Regions from separate parts of the Homo sapiens genome. Here region 2 is linked to region 1. A link is a contact called in ENCODE Hi-C or POLR2A ChIA-PET data. All regions are on one chromosome and are shown on one strand. The core of a region is the stretch at or near the end of the contact, and the rest is flanking DNA. Distances in the headings are between cores, read along the strand shown.

The links. Hi-C counts contacts between places; a loop is a spot of excess contacts on that map. ChIA-PET counts read pairs that join two places held with the same protein, here RNA polymerase II (POLR2A). Pooled maps may share reads with other maps.
Region 2: a map with no recorded cell type shows a loop between it and region 1 (7-fold over the local background). The contact joins the enhancer-like site here to the promoter of METTL4 in region 1. A Hi-C loop is called at or near these places in 1 of 37 single-sample maps with no recorded cell type and 5 of 50 pooled maps. POLR2A ChIA-PET finds 5 or more read pairs at or near these places in 1 of 52 experiments (activated naive CD4-positive, alpha-beta T cell).

Annotation. Positions count from the first base shown.
Region 1 is chr18:2,566,732-2,572,999 of GRCh38, reverse strand. It overlaps METTL4 (methyltransferase 4, N6-adenosine), which reads left to right and starts at 1,495. Exons shown (of 9, transcript NM_022840.5): 1 at 1,495-1,851; 2 at 5,346-6,179. The coding sequence starts at 5,784. NDC80 (NDC80 kinetochore complex component) reads right to left here and starts at 1,443. Exons shown (of 17, transcript NM_006101.3): 1 at 1,317-1,443; 2 at 1-23. The coding sequence starts at 14. It also overlaps the pseudogene LOC100128926. RefSeq lists enhancers at 1,438-1,597, 1,480-2,402.
Region 2 is chr18:3,292,864-3,299,471 of GRCh38, reverse strand. No RefSeq gene overlaps it. Among named protein-coding and RNA genes, the nearest start is that of MYL12-AS1, 34 kb to the right of the region's middle. RefSeq lists enhancers at 2,187-2,266, 4,427-4,721. Within about 2 kb of position 2,376, at least 21 of the 41 ENCODE cell types and tissues checked have a DNase peak (open chromatin) inside an H3K27ac peak, as active enhancers do.

The DNA.
Region 1 (6,268 bases), core at 246-2,745:
GAACTGCGCTTCATGCTTATGACCTACATTCACGAATTCAGTATTTAAAAAAAACTTTCCAGACAGAGATGGTACATTAAGCAACTATTTATCCTTAAACAGAAAGACAGTCAGGTTTCATTGTTTCTTCAAGATCATCATCTTTCCCCTGGGGTATCTCTTTTTTGTTCATGTACACTGAAGTTCTCATTTGCAAGGAACATCTATTTAATTCCATTTAAAAATATTCAACATAAACATTTATTAACTGCCCACTATATATATAGGGGAGTGTGCTAGGCAATGCAGGAGATGCAAAGACGAGTAAGTTACGGTTTTTGCCTTCACAAGGGTATCCGTGGTAGCTAAAGCCCTGTCTGTTACCCAGACCACATTACTGCTGTTGGCTGTGCCTATTTCAATAGGAAGACAAAAAAATTACCTCAAATTCTCTTATTCACCTCAAAATGTTTCCTTTTCTTTGGTTTCAGAGAATGGAATTATTCTGTTTTCCTAATGTCAATCTCTCCTGCTCTGTCCTTAACCCATTGTTTCCTCAATTACTGCCCTTTTGGCATCAATCTCCCCTTCAACAAGGATAAATCATCCGGTCCATAAAATGGTCTATAGGCTGCCTCCATTTACAAACCACATTAACAGGTCACTCCCTTCACATCTGCTAAAAAATTTGTCTCCTAGGATACACATGATTGACAAAACTTTTGATCCTGTCTCATCTCTGCACCCAGCCTTCTCAGGTCCTGCCCTGGCTTTCAGGAAGGTGACAATCCTTTTACTTCTCTGGGTACTCCTTAGTCTTTTACACTGATTAGACTCTTCTTGATTTTGGCCGCCTATTTCCTCTTCAATATGCGCTTGTTCATCTATTCAACTTTTCCACTCACACCTGTGTGTCCACGTTTAATCTCCACTTAGAATGTAGCTCTCATGATTTAAGATGAAGACTTCTACACGCAGTCCTACACGGCCATAAGAAGCTACACTAGTATTCAGACGCAACCCACCCAACGAGTCCTCTCTTGTCCATCTCTTTCCGCCCCCTTCAATTCTTCCCCGTTTCCTCTCCCGAGCCTCCACTCCTCATCAGTGTCCCCCAGGCCCTCCCCTTTCCTCCTTGGGAAATCGTTGCCACTAGAAATTTAATAGATCCCGTGAAACCAGCGCCTCGCACAGTTTTGGCCTCGAGGCTTCTCCCAACAGCAAACAAACACCAAAACATCGCCTCAGGACCTCTAAATTTAAGTCATTGGCGCCATCACTTTCTTCCTCCAGAACAGCTCTGCAGAAACAAAGTTAATCCGATGTCATTCAGTCACCTTTTTTCCAGTTTCCTGACACGACCCAGGGACCGAATTTCTGTAAACCGTGCAAGTATCTGCTAGACAGGACAGCGGTCATCAAAACACCAGGTCCTTCCTCGGCCCGCCAAAGCCGTTCGAATTTGAAATTCTCCGCCGGCGCTGACGTCATTACGCACGACGCGCGCAGTAACTTCCATGCGACCGCCTCGTCGCTGGAAGGCTGCGTGCTGGTCGCGCCCAGCTGCGTCACCCCAGGAACTGGGGTCTGTGGGCCAGTGTGGCCGTCTCTACGAAGACTGGCACGACCCCTAAAGTTAGGTCGGAAGACCTGTGGGCAGCTTGAGCGCCGAGGAGTGCCCTGAACGCTCAACTCGCCCTGGAAACGTTTTTCCGTACAGCAACATGGCGGCGCCCATGGACTCTTAGAAAAGGAGAAAGCTTTTTCTCTGTGGACTGGAAGGGGCATTTTTCATGATCACTATTTAGATGGGTGCTGTTTTCATGAGGAGAGTCTGGGAAGGCGGCGTCCGCTTTTCTGACAAGGGAAGAGGTGAGGTGGGAGAGGGGCTGCGGAGTGGGTGGAATGGGCTCCCAGGATTGCGTTGGTACGGCTGCCGAAATTCGGGCTCAGTATTTGATCACTTGCCGGAGGCTCACGGTCCTCTGGTGGTGGCTGACCTGTGAGAGGCTAGGAAGAATCCAAGTGTTTGGGGGCGGGCGGCGAGGGAGTGGATGTGAAGCAGAGACGCAGGAGAGGGGTGCACTAACAACAGTAACAGTAGATCACTTTGCTAAAATAGGATTTCCTCGCTGCTGTGAGTTTGAATCCAGAAACAGGCACTGCCCGGTACCTGGAGAGTGGTGGTGATGAAAGATCTCACAGCTCCAGGAAGTCTGGATACTTGGGTCTGGTAGCAATTGTGCCATTAACTAGCGTTGTTATTTTTGGGCAGCTTGCCTTTCTGCTCTGAGTTTCAATTTTCCCGTCTGAATTTCTAGCTCTCACTAGCCATTCCAGGACCCTTTTCACCTCAGCTGTGGCCTATGAAGGGGATGGGGAGGAACCAAGGATTATATTAATATAAAAATTATATGAAAATTAGGCAACCGTCTGATAATAAAAAGTCTCCTTGTGGAATACTGTTAGGTTAAACTTTACCTACAGATTGTTAAATCCTTAGCACTAATGTTTTCCCCAGAAAAGATTAATGGAAACATCATTTGCTTTTCTGACTAGATAGTTGCTGCTTCCAAAGGTGGTTTTACACAAATACAAAATTAAAAACACCTTTAGTACAGAAATAATTGCTTGTATTTCGGTATACATTCACAGTACAGTTCAGCATTTAGTGGTCCTGCTAGCAATTTGCCAGGAAGTCAAGCCTGCCAATTTCCTGATATTCCTGCTGTGCACCCCAACTTCTTAATCCCTGCTGAGGATCTTGAGAAGCAGCAGCACCAAAACCAAAGTAGGCACCAAATTCAAGGTTCTTTTGGTTCCGGTTGTCACATTTCAAGCTAGACTCCAATAGATGGAAGGATGATCACATGTGAGCCCTGTTTAAAACTTCAATTTTTAAGAGCAAGCACAATTGCAGGAAAAGAAAACAATTCAGAGGGATCATGTGTGCTTACAGTTGTCTTCATGTGGCCTTTTCCCAGGTTTAACCACCAAGGACCCTGACAGCCGGGGTGTCTGAATAACCCTGGTGACTCTTTTCACCATATCAAAACCTGAGTTAAAAGGCTGATGATAACAGCAGAAGGTGGCAGGGCTGAGGACCCACTATTAATTTCCTAGGCTGGTGGAGAGTGAATAAATGTTCTTCCAACCTTACCTTATGGCTTCTGGTCAAAGCAAAGAAGTGTCGTGGAAAGTGTTGGGTGGTGACAGTGCAAAAAGAGACTTGACGGGGAGGGAGCAGCATCTCTTGATAAAGGTGGGGAAGAGAAGATATGGGGAAAGCCCTGAATTCCTCATGGAAGGCGAATCTCAGAGGGGAGCGGAGCAGAGGGCTTATGATCTGTGCTTTGGCCAAGGGTGGGAGTGGAAGAGGTGGGGACAGGACAGTGGTTTGGAAGGAGCATCACTGAATACTTAAACTGAGTGCCCACACACTCAGCAGTGGTCCCACAGGCTGTGATCTTCACGTCTACTCTAACAAGCCTCCCAGGCTAGAGGGCTGTTGCAGTGGGTGGGGGTGGGAGGAAGGGAGAGCGGTAGGGGGAGAAGGCGGAGACTCCAGGCCATGTAAGGAGAAGCAAGGTGATTGTGTGGTCTTTCCACAGTTGAATTAGATGTACCCCACCAGTTATGATGGGAATCAATTTAAATATACTTGCTTGATCCTGTCGCTTGACAGGATGATTTGTTATAGCACAACTTACATAATTCAAATGGACAAAAAAGTTAGTATCATTCACAGTATCTTAAGATACATTTCTTTTGAATAGGAGCATCCTTTCTAGTACTGTGAGGTCTACAAGATGTATCTAGAAAATTTACTACTGTTGAAAATGAAGACTGCTTAAATTGAATGGGTGTGGGGAAAAGGGACTATGGTTTTTCTTTTTGATTAATTACTGTAACAGTGTCTTTCAGGCTGCTGAGGGAGTTTCATGTTTTCTTTAGATGTCATTAGCTGTTCAACCTCTTCCAAGACAACTTTGATGCTATCTGAATTCTGCTATTTAGCTAGCACTGAAATGGCTCTTGAGTCCACCACTCCTTTAGAATAGCATTAATTTTTGTTACACATCTTACAAAGGGGAGTGCTGCTGGGTATTTAGGTCCACATTCTATTTTAAAGCTGTATATTCAGTTTTTGTAAATTGTTCTTGAAGGCCCAATTATCATCCCTGTCCATTTGGTAAGTGTCATGTCTTTATCATCTTCTAGACTCTAGCTATCTGTGCCATCTCATACTCCCTTTTTTTTTTTTTTTTGAGACGTAGTTTCACTCTTGTTGCCCTGGCTGGAGTGCAGTAGTGCAGTCTCGGCTCACTGCAACCTCTCCCTCCTGGGTTCAAGTGATTCTCATGCCTCAGCCTTCTGAGTAACTGGGATTACAGGCGCATGCCACCAAGCCCAGCTAATTTTTGTACTTTTAGTAGACGCAGCGTTTCACCATGTTGGCCAGGCAGGTCTTGAACTCCCGACCTCAGGGGATCTGCCCGCCTCGGCCTCCCAAAGTGCTGCGATTACAGGCGTGGGCCACCATGCCCAGCCACTCCTTTCTAACCTTCAGGTTCTTCCAACAGTTGGAAATTGAGAGGTACTCCTACTCCTGAGCCTGTGGTGACTGCCATCATGTGTCACTGTCACTCTTAGGCTCGCCCCTTCTTCCCTCTAATTCATTTCTGACACTATTTCTATCTTTAGATAGTGTCACATCTCCCAAATTCATTGTACAGACATGAATGATTACATCATTGGTCACTGGTGATCAACTCAGCCTTCATCCCTGCACTCAGTAAGGCTACAGGGGCGGTGAGCCAGGAACTGTGGATGAAAACCAATGTACATCATAATCTCACTCATGGAGTTAGAAATTTGAATCTAAATGCTGTGATTATTAATTGTGCCATTAAGCACTCATTTATTTCTTATTCTGTCCCCTCTTAAGTTCTCCACTGCACTGGATTTAGAAAGCAATATCTAGAACTCTAATCCATCTTTTGAAAAAAGGTTAGTTCTGAGAAACCTAGTTATCCAAGGGGTACTGCTCAGAACCAATTACAGATCTAGACTCTTAACCTTGCGGTTTTGCTAGGGTTTAGTGCTTCTGATGTGCTGGTAAAATTGCATTTTCTCTGACTAGAACAATTTTTTCTTTTTACCTTATTACTCCATTGGTAGTAGTGATTAAGTAGGGAAGATGATACTGGAGAATGGGCTGACTTACTATGACAAGTGTAGTTTGCAAAAACGAGGGATTACCTGCTAACAGCACCTTCTGAAATTCTATGCCCCTCTCTAGATAGGTTTATCTCATTAAAAAGGGTGAATTCACGTAGCTAATGTAGTGTTCTTTGCTTTTACAGGCTACTTTGTCCTTTTAAGGATTCAATGACTTCCTGACTTGGAGGATGTGGACCTAGTGGCTAGACCCAAGGACCAAAGCAAGAAGTCGTGGGGGGCCCAGGAAGACAGGAGGATCACATTGGGATTCCAGACATAAGATCAGGTTTTAACCCCCTTTGGCCAAATTTTGGCTGAAAATGTTGAATTATCAACTCTGAAATTAAAAAGAAAGTTTATATTAAAACATTGCAATTTTCCTTAGAATTTCTGTATATATTAACATCATGAATGATAAATTCTCTTCAATGTGCATGTCAGGTTTTTGTACTTGTATATCAAATCTATCTGTGTGTATGAAGTGTATGTTTATTGAAATACAAGATATTTAAGAAGCTGATCTGGAAAGTTGGATTTTCATTCTAGTTCCTAATTCCCAGAGGCTTTTTTAAAGGAAGGGAATGTCTGTGGTACACCAGTTGTCAGCTGGGTGGTTACTGGATCATCTTTCTTTTATCAACAAGATAAACTATCAACTTCACCAGCATCATGAACCTTGTTGCCGTAAAAAGGAGTTCACTACTTCTGTTCACTTTGAGTCTCTTCAAATGGATTCTGTGTCCTCCTCTGGAGTCTGTGCTGCATTTATTGCTTCTGACTCTTCCACTAAGCCAGAGAATGATGATGGAGGAAATTATGAAATGTTCACACGAAAATTTGTTTTTCGACCTGAACTGTTTGATGTCACCAAACCTTATATAACTCCAGCTGTTCATAAAGAATGCCAGCAAAGTAATGAAAAGGAAGATCTGATGAATGGTGTTAAAAAAGAAATCTCCATTTCTATTATTGGGAAGGTAGAAAGTTTTAAGAAATATTTATTTTTCTCCAGAAAACATAATTGAGATTTATTATCTAAATGTCTTAAATATCTGGTGATTCGTTA
Region 2 (6,608 bases), core at 1,127-3,626, 730 kb before region 1:
TGAAGTCCCCTACCATTATTATGTTACTGTCTATCTCTCATCTTAGATCTAGAAGTAATAGTTTTATGAATCTGGGAGCTCCAGAGTTAGGTGCATATGTATTTAGGATTATAGTATCTTCTTGTTGGATTCATCCTTTTATCATTATGTAATGACTTTTTTGTCTTTTTTCTATTGTTCTTGCTTTAAAGTCTGTTTTATCTAACATAAAAATAGATACTTCTGCTCACTTTTGGTTTTCTTTTGCACAGAATATTTTTTGCCACTCCTTTACCTTGAATCTATAAGAATCCTTATGTGTTAGGTGAGTCTCTCGAAGACTGAAGATATGTGGTTTGTGATTTTTTATCCATTCTGCCCATTTATACCTTAAAGTAGAGCATTTAGACCATTTACATTCAACATTAATATTGAGATGTGAGCTACTGTTCCAGCCATCATGTTGATTGTTACCTAGATATTTTGTTTTCTTCATTGTGTTATTGTTTTATAGACCCTATGAGGTTTATGTGTCAAGAGGTTCTGTTCTGGTTTATATCAACCTTTTGTTTCAAGCTTTAGAAATCCTTTGAGCATTTCTTGTAGGGCTGGTCTGATAGTGACAAATTCCCTCACCATTTGCTTATCTGAACAAGACTTTATTTTGTCTGTATTTATAAGACTTAATTTTACTGAATACAAAATTCTTGGCTGAGGGTTATTCCATTTAAGAAGGCTAAAGACACTTTGGGAGGCTGAGGCAGGTGAATCACAAGGTCAGGAGTTCGAGACCAGCCTGACCAACATGGTGAAACCTCGTCTCTACTAAAAATACAAAAATTAGCTGGGCTTGGTGGCATGTACCTGTATTCCCAGCTATTCAGGAGGCTGAGGCAGGAGAATTGCTTGAACCTGGGAGGTGGAGGTTGCAGTGAGCTGAGATTGCACCACTGCACTCCAGCCTGGGCAACAGGGCAAGACTCCATCTCAAAAAAAAAAGAAGGCTAAAGATAGGATTCGAATTCCTTCTGGTTTGTAAATTTTATACTGAAAAGTCTACTATTTGTCTGATAGGTTTCCCTTTATAGCTTACCTGATGCTTTTGACTCACTGCTCTTAGAATTCTTTCCTTCACACTGACTATAGATAGTCTGATGACTATGTTCCTTGGTGATATCCTTTTTGCAATGAATCTCCCAGGACTTCTTTGAGCTTCTTGTATTTGGATGTCTAAATCTCCAGCAAGGACAGGGAAGTTTTTCTCAATTATTCCCTCAAAGAAGTTTTTCACTTTTTTTTTTTTTTTTTTTTTTTGCTTTTTCTTCTCCTTCAGGGACACCAATAGTTCTTATACTTGTCCATTTTACATAATACCATATTTCTTGGACGCTTTATTCATTTCTATTAATTCTTTTTTCTTTATTTTTGTCTGATTGGGTTAATTTGAAAGCCTTGTCTTAGAGCTCTGAAATTCTTTCTTCTATTTGGTCTAGAATATTGTTAAAACTTTCCAGCTCATTTTGTAATTCCCTAAATCCCTAAATGTGTCCTTCATTTCAAAAAGTTCTGGTTGATTTTTTAAAAAAATCTATCTCTTTAGAAAATATTTCATCTATATCCTGAATTGATTTTTAAATTTCTATATGTTGTTTTTCACCTTTCTCTTATATCTCCTTGAGTAGCTTAATGATCAACCTTTTGAATTCTTTGTCTGGTAAAGATTTCTCAAATGCCAGTAGTAGTAGTAATGAATTGGTCATGTGGACAGACTCAGGACCCCCTGGTTAGCCAGAACGATGCAGGCAATGGTGACAGCTGAGGTCATGCACAAGTTTTCTCCTTCCTTGGTGCAGTGTTACACTACTTGGAGATGCTGTAATGGACTGTCAATTGGCCTCCAGCCAGAAGGTGGCGCTTGCCAAAGAGCACCAGCTGCCGTAGTAGCAGTGGGATTTGTGCTTGCCTCATGTTACCCAGGGGAGGTACTCTGGTGACTCAGGTAATGGGTGGGGCCATAGAGCGCCAAAAAATTTCTGTCCTTTGTGTTAAGCTACCAGAGCAAGTGAAGGAGCAAAGCCAGGTGGCGGCTGGATCAGGCAGGTTCACGCTGTGGCTCCCCACATGCGGGGTAAGCAGTGGCCCCTGTGGGGGTCAGAGAGCATTTTTCTGGCCGCAGGGGTAATGTTGCAGGGAGGGGTGCAGCTGCCTCTGCTGCACAGAAGTCTCTCTACAGGGGTTGGGGAGTAGCAGGCGGCAGTAAGCCCCACCAGCGCCCATGCACTTGGCAAGGCCGGTCCCTCACCCGCAGGGTTCCGCTTGCAGCAGCTCGTTAGAATCCAGGCAGTCCGCATTCAGAACTCAAGACTGCCCCATGCCATAAGCCTTCCTGAAGGAGAGAACAACCAATGCTTTCAAGCCACGCCCCTCCCAGTCTGCCCGTGAAGCAGGGGCGCCCAGCTCCTGCACCCGTGGCTGCAGCACATTTCCCAGTCACTCCTTGGTTCTGCCCAAGGGGGTTTGTCCCCATTCGGCATTATATTGTGAACCCAGTTGGGAACTTCTGCCAACCTGTGACTGCTGTCTGAGTTAGCTGGCAGATTTCTGCACAGTCCTCTGTGAGGTAGGGTCGGGAATGTCTTCCCTCCATCCTCACTGGAGCCTGGGAGTGCATGCAAAGCCCGTCCCAATGATGCTTTTTCTCATACATTCCCCACTGCTCACTAAAATCAGCTCCATTGCTGGATAGGGTTAAGTTCTTCCCTCATGGGCCTCTATTGCCAGATTCCCAAGTGGGAGTGTATGTTCCAGAGGCAATTTATTCCTCTTTCACTCTGGGGAACTTAGTTTTCCACTGGCTTATGGTGTAGGCTGCAGCCCAGTGCTTCTTTCAAAGGGTCAGTGGCTTCTTTCAGTTCTCCTGTTAAGTTCCTGTGTTGCTTCTAGGAGAAAAGTTCACAGTGTGTGAGTCTCTACACACTATCTTGTCTTTCCAAGTGGAAGAGGCATGCTAACACTGCCTCCAATCTGCCATCTTGGGAGCAACAGAGTGAGAACTTGTCTCTTAAAAAAAAGGTGGGGAGGCCGGGCGCGGTGGCTCACGCCTGTAATCCCAGCATTTGGGAGGCCAAGGCAGGCAGATTATGAGGTCAGGAGTTCGAGGCCAGCCTGGCCAACATGGTGAAACCCCATCTCTACTAAAGATATAAAAAATTAGCCGGGCGTGGTGACGCCCGCCTGTGATCCCAGCTACTCAGGAGGCTGAGGCAGGAGAATCGCTTGAACCTGGGAGGTGGAGGTTGCAGTGAGCAGAGATAGCGCCATTGCACTCCAGCCTGGGTGACAGGGTGAGACTCTGTCTCAAAAAAAAAAAAAAAAAAAAAAGTGGGAGGGGAAGCGGTCTTTTGTTTTAGAGATATCTGCTTTAATATGTATGAACAAATATCAGTGATTTGCTGACAAAATGATTTGTCAGTGATTTACTTCAAAGTAATCTAGTGATGCAGGTAAGAGGGCTGAGGGATAATGATGAAAGGAAAATGGGAGGGGTTATAGATGAAACAAGTTTGGCCATGAGCTGATTATTATTGAAGCTAGGTGATGCCTACAAGGGGATCCATACATTATTTTCTCTTTGCAATACAATCCTGACCTGGAGTAAGGTCAAATTTCACAGGTTAAGGGAACAGCCACTCACAGGATGCCTCTTACCCCAGATACCAGCTGTTATATGTTCCAGGGTTCCTGAGCCACCGGTGCTTCTGACCAACTGACCACAAATGCAGGGATTCCCACTAACTCCTCAGGTTTAATAATGGACCAGAACAACTCACAGAATGCAGGCACGCACTATACTTAGGCTTAGTGTTTCATTATAAAAGACACAAACCAGGGACATCCAAATGAAAAGGTGCAGGGAGCAAAGTCTGGGAGGGTCCCAAATTCAAAGCTTCTTTATGCTCAGGACCTGTCATCCTCCTGGCACACTGATGTATGATTATCAACCTGGAAGTTTCCCCTAGCTTTCATGTCCAGAGTTTTTATTTGGGTTTTATTTTGTAGGCATGATTGGTTGAATCATTGGCAGTGTGATCGAATTCAGTCTCCAGCCCCCTGCTCCTTCCTGGGGGTCAGAGGTCAGAAGTCAGGCTGATATCCACATTGCTCAAAGCCCCAACCCTCCAGTCACATGGATGGCTTTTGTGGCATGTCCAGCCCCTATCCTGAGTGATATCATTAACATAAAGTCAGGCATGATCTGAGGATATTATTTCATAGAAATACAGCCTTCCACAAACGTTGGAACTGGTTAAAGAGTCTCTGTAAGACTGTAGTCCTTTCATCTGGTACTGGAGCTTGAAGTCCAGAGGGCAGAGAGTTGGAAAGCGACAATGGATATAAAGTGAGGAAGATCAAGAAAAGACTGGAACCCACAGCATGAACTAGAACCCAGCAGGACAAATTGAAACTCATGTCAGTTCATATTCCTTCTGGTGTTGATAGTGGGGACCCAACCTCATGGAACTAAACACACACACACCAGGCCCAGGAGTCAGGGAAGCTGAGGGAAAACCCAGTGGAAGGTAGAGCAGGCCCAGCTGCCGCTTCATGCTGATGAGGTGAGTCAGCAGATCAGCAACAATGTGTGTGAGCTACAAAATGACTGCAGCTTCCCATCTGCTTTCTGAATCTCACAAGAATCTCCCTCATGGCCCACCATAACCAGAAACATACAAGAAACAAAATTGTGGAAAACGTAGTTCAGCTTAGCCAAGTCAATACATTACAAGGCCACCACACCACACTTAATAAAAAGTAAACATTTGTAAATCAATCAACCAGTGCCTGGAAGTACTTATTTAAGAGCCAAATTATTTCACAAAGTAAACTGAAACACACCTGGTGAATCCCACCCACCACTGGATACATATTTGCATTGCCACCCATTATTCCTTCCCTCTTCTCCTGTAAGAGAATACGATCTCCTACCAATTCTCCCTCCACCTTTTATTCTCTCTCAGTAATCATGCTTCATCAATTAACTTCTGTCTCTGGCTGTTCTTTATCTTCAGCTTCTTTTTTTTTAAGCTTCCCATGATTCTGTAAATCCCTATAGCAAATAACTTTTTTTTCTCTTTTCCATTACAGCCAAGTGTTGAGTACAAAAAGTCTATTTATGCTATCGTTACTTCTATAATGTGATTTTTCTGTAGTATTTGAGAATATTCAATTCTTCTGAAATTAACAAGAGAAACAAACAAGTAGAACAATAGGTGACACTCATAAAACATGTTGAGGAATGATAGCAAATGTACTAAGTTAGAAATCTTTTAGGTTAAACATAAATAGCATATACAGAACATATGTTTGGTAAGCATAGATTAAAAGAATGGAAATACCAAGTGTGCTACTTGTAGATAGGAAAGGATAGAAGGACCAAGTAAACCTAAAATATTAGTAAAATCACAGATCATGTATCCTCCTGAATGACAGCTATGTCATATTTAAATCAGCTGCTGAATCGTGACAGCTATTCTTGCCCCAGGTGACCTCTGTCCAAGATATGCAGATAAATCCACAGCTCCTCAGCACTTCATTGGTGAATTTCAGTTGTGCACAGGCTCCTTGTCCTCCATCTCTTTGAAAGAGGAAGCATGTGTTGGCTTCAGGCACCTTCAATTTGCTGAGTCTCCTTGCTCACCCTTGACTCTGGTCACTGCATCAGACCATGCCATCAGTAGGAAATTCTGATGTGTCTTTGTAGGTGAGAGAGATAGGATATGAACATTGTGTGACTCAGGATTTTTTTTGTATGGCTCTTACATCCAACTTGGATCCTATCCTTAGTGTGATAACTTATCTCAGTTTCCACTTGCTTCTTGCTTTGTGTTTAAAATTTACACATAGGCTGGACATGGTGGCTCAAACTTGTAATTCTAGCACTTTGGAAGGCTGAGGTGGGAGGACTGCTTGAGCCCAGGAGTTCAAGACCAGCCTGGGCAACATAGCGAGACCTTGTCTCTAAAACAAAAATAAAAACAAAAAATTAGCTGAGCATGCTAGTGTGTGCCTGTAGTCCTAGCTACTAGGGAGTTTGAGGTGGGAGGATTGCTTAAGCCCAGGAGGATGAGGCTGCAATGAGCCATGATGACACCACTGCACTCCAGCCTGGGTGACAGAGCAAGACCCTGTCTCAAAAAAGAAAAGAAAACATAAATAAACCTTGTGATTCCAGCGTCTTTGCAATTTTCTCTCACCCTGTCTCTTTTATGAACTCTAGAGCAGCCTGCCTGATAGTGTACTTGGAGGTAGCATGAACAACTTGTCCTGATTTGTAGCTTTTGCACGCAAATCCAGTATCCTAGAAACCCCCTCAGTTCTGTGCAAATGGGGACAATTGGTCACCCTACTTGGAAGTAATTATTACATCAAGTTCATTTCCCACTGAAGCAGTCCCCTTACCTCTCCTTTTCTTCTTCAATTATTGTAATCTGGTTTCTACTGACACAAATTGCTATGGGTTGAATGTGTTCTCCAAAGTTCATGTGTTGTAAACTTAATCCCCAATGCAAAAGTGTTGAGAGGTGGGACTTTTAAGAGGTAATTAGGTCATGAGAGCTCAGTCCTCATGA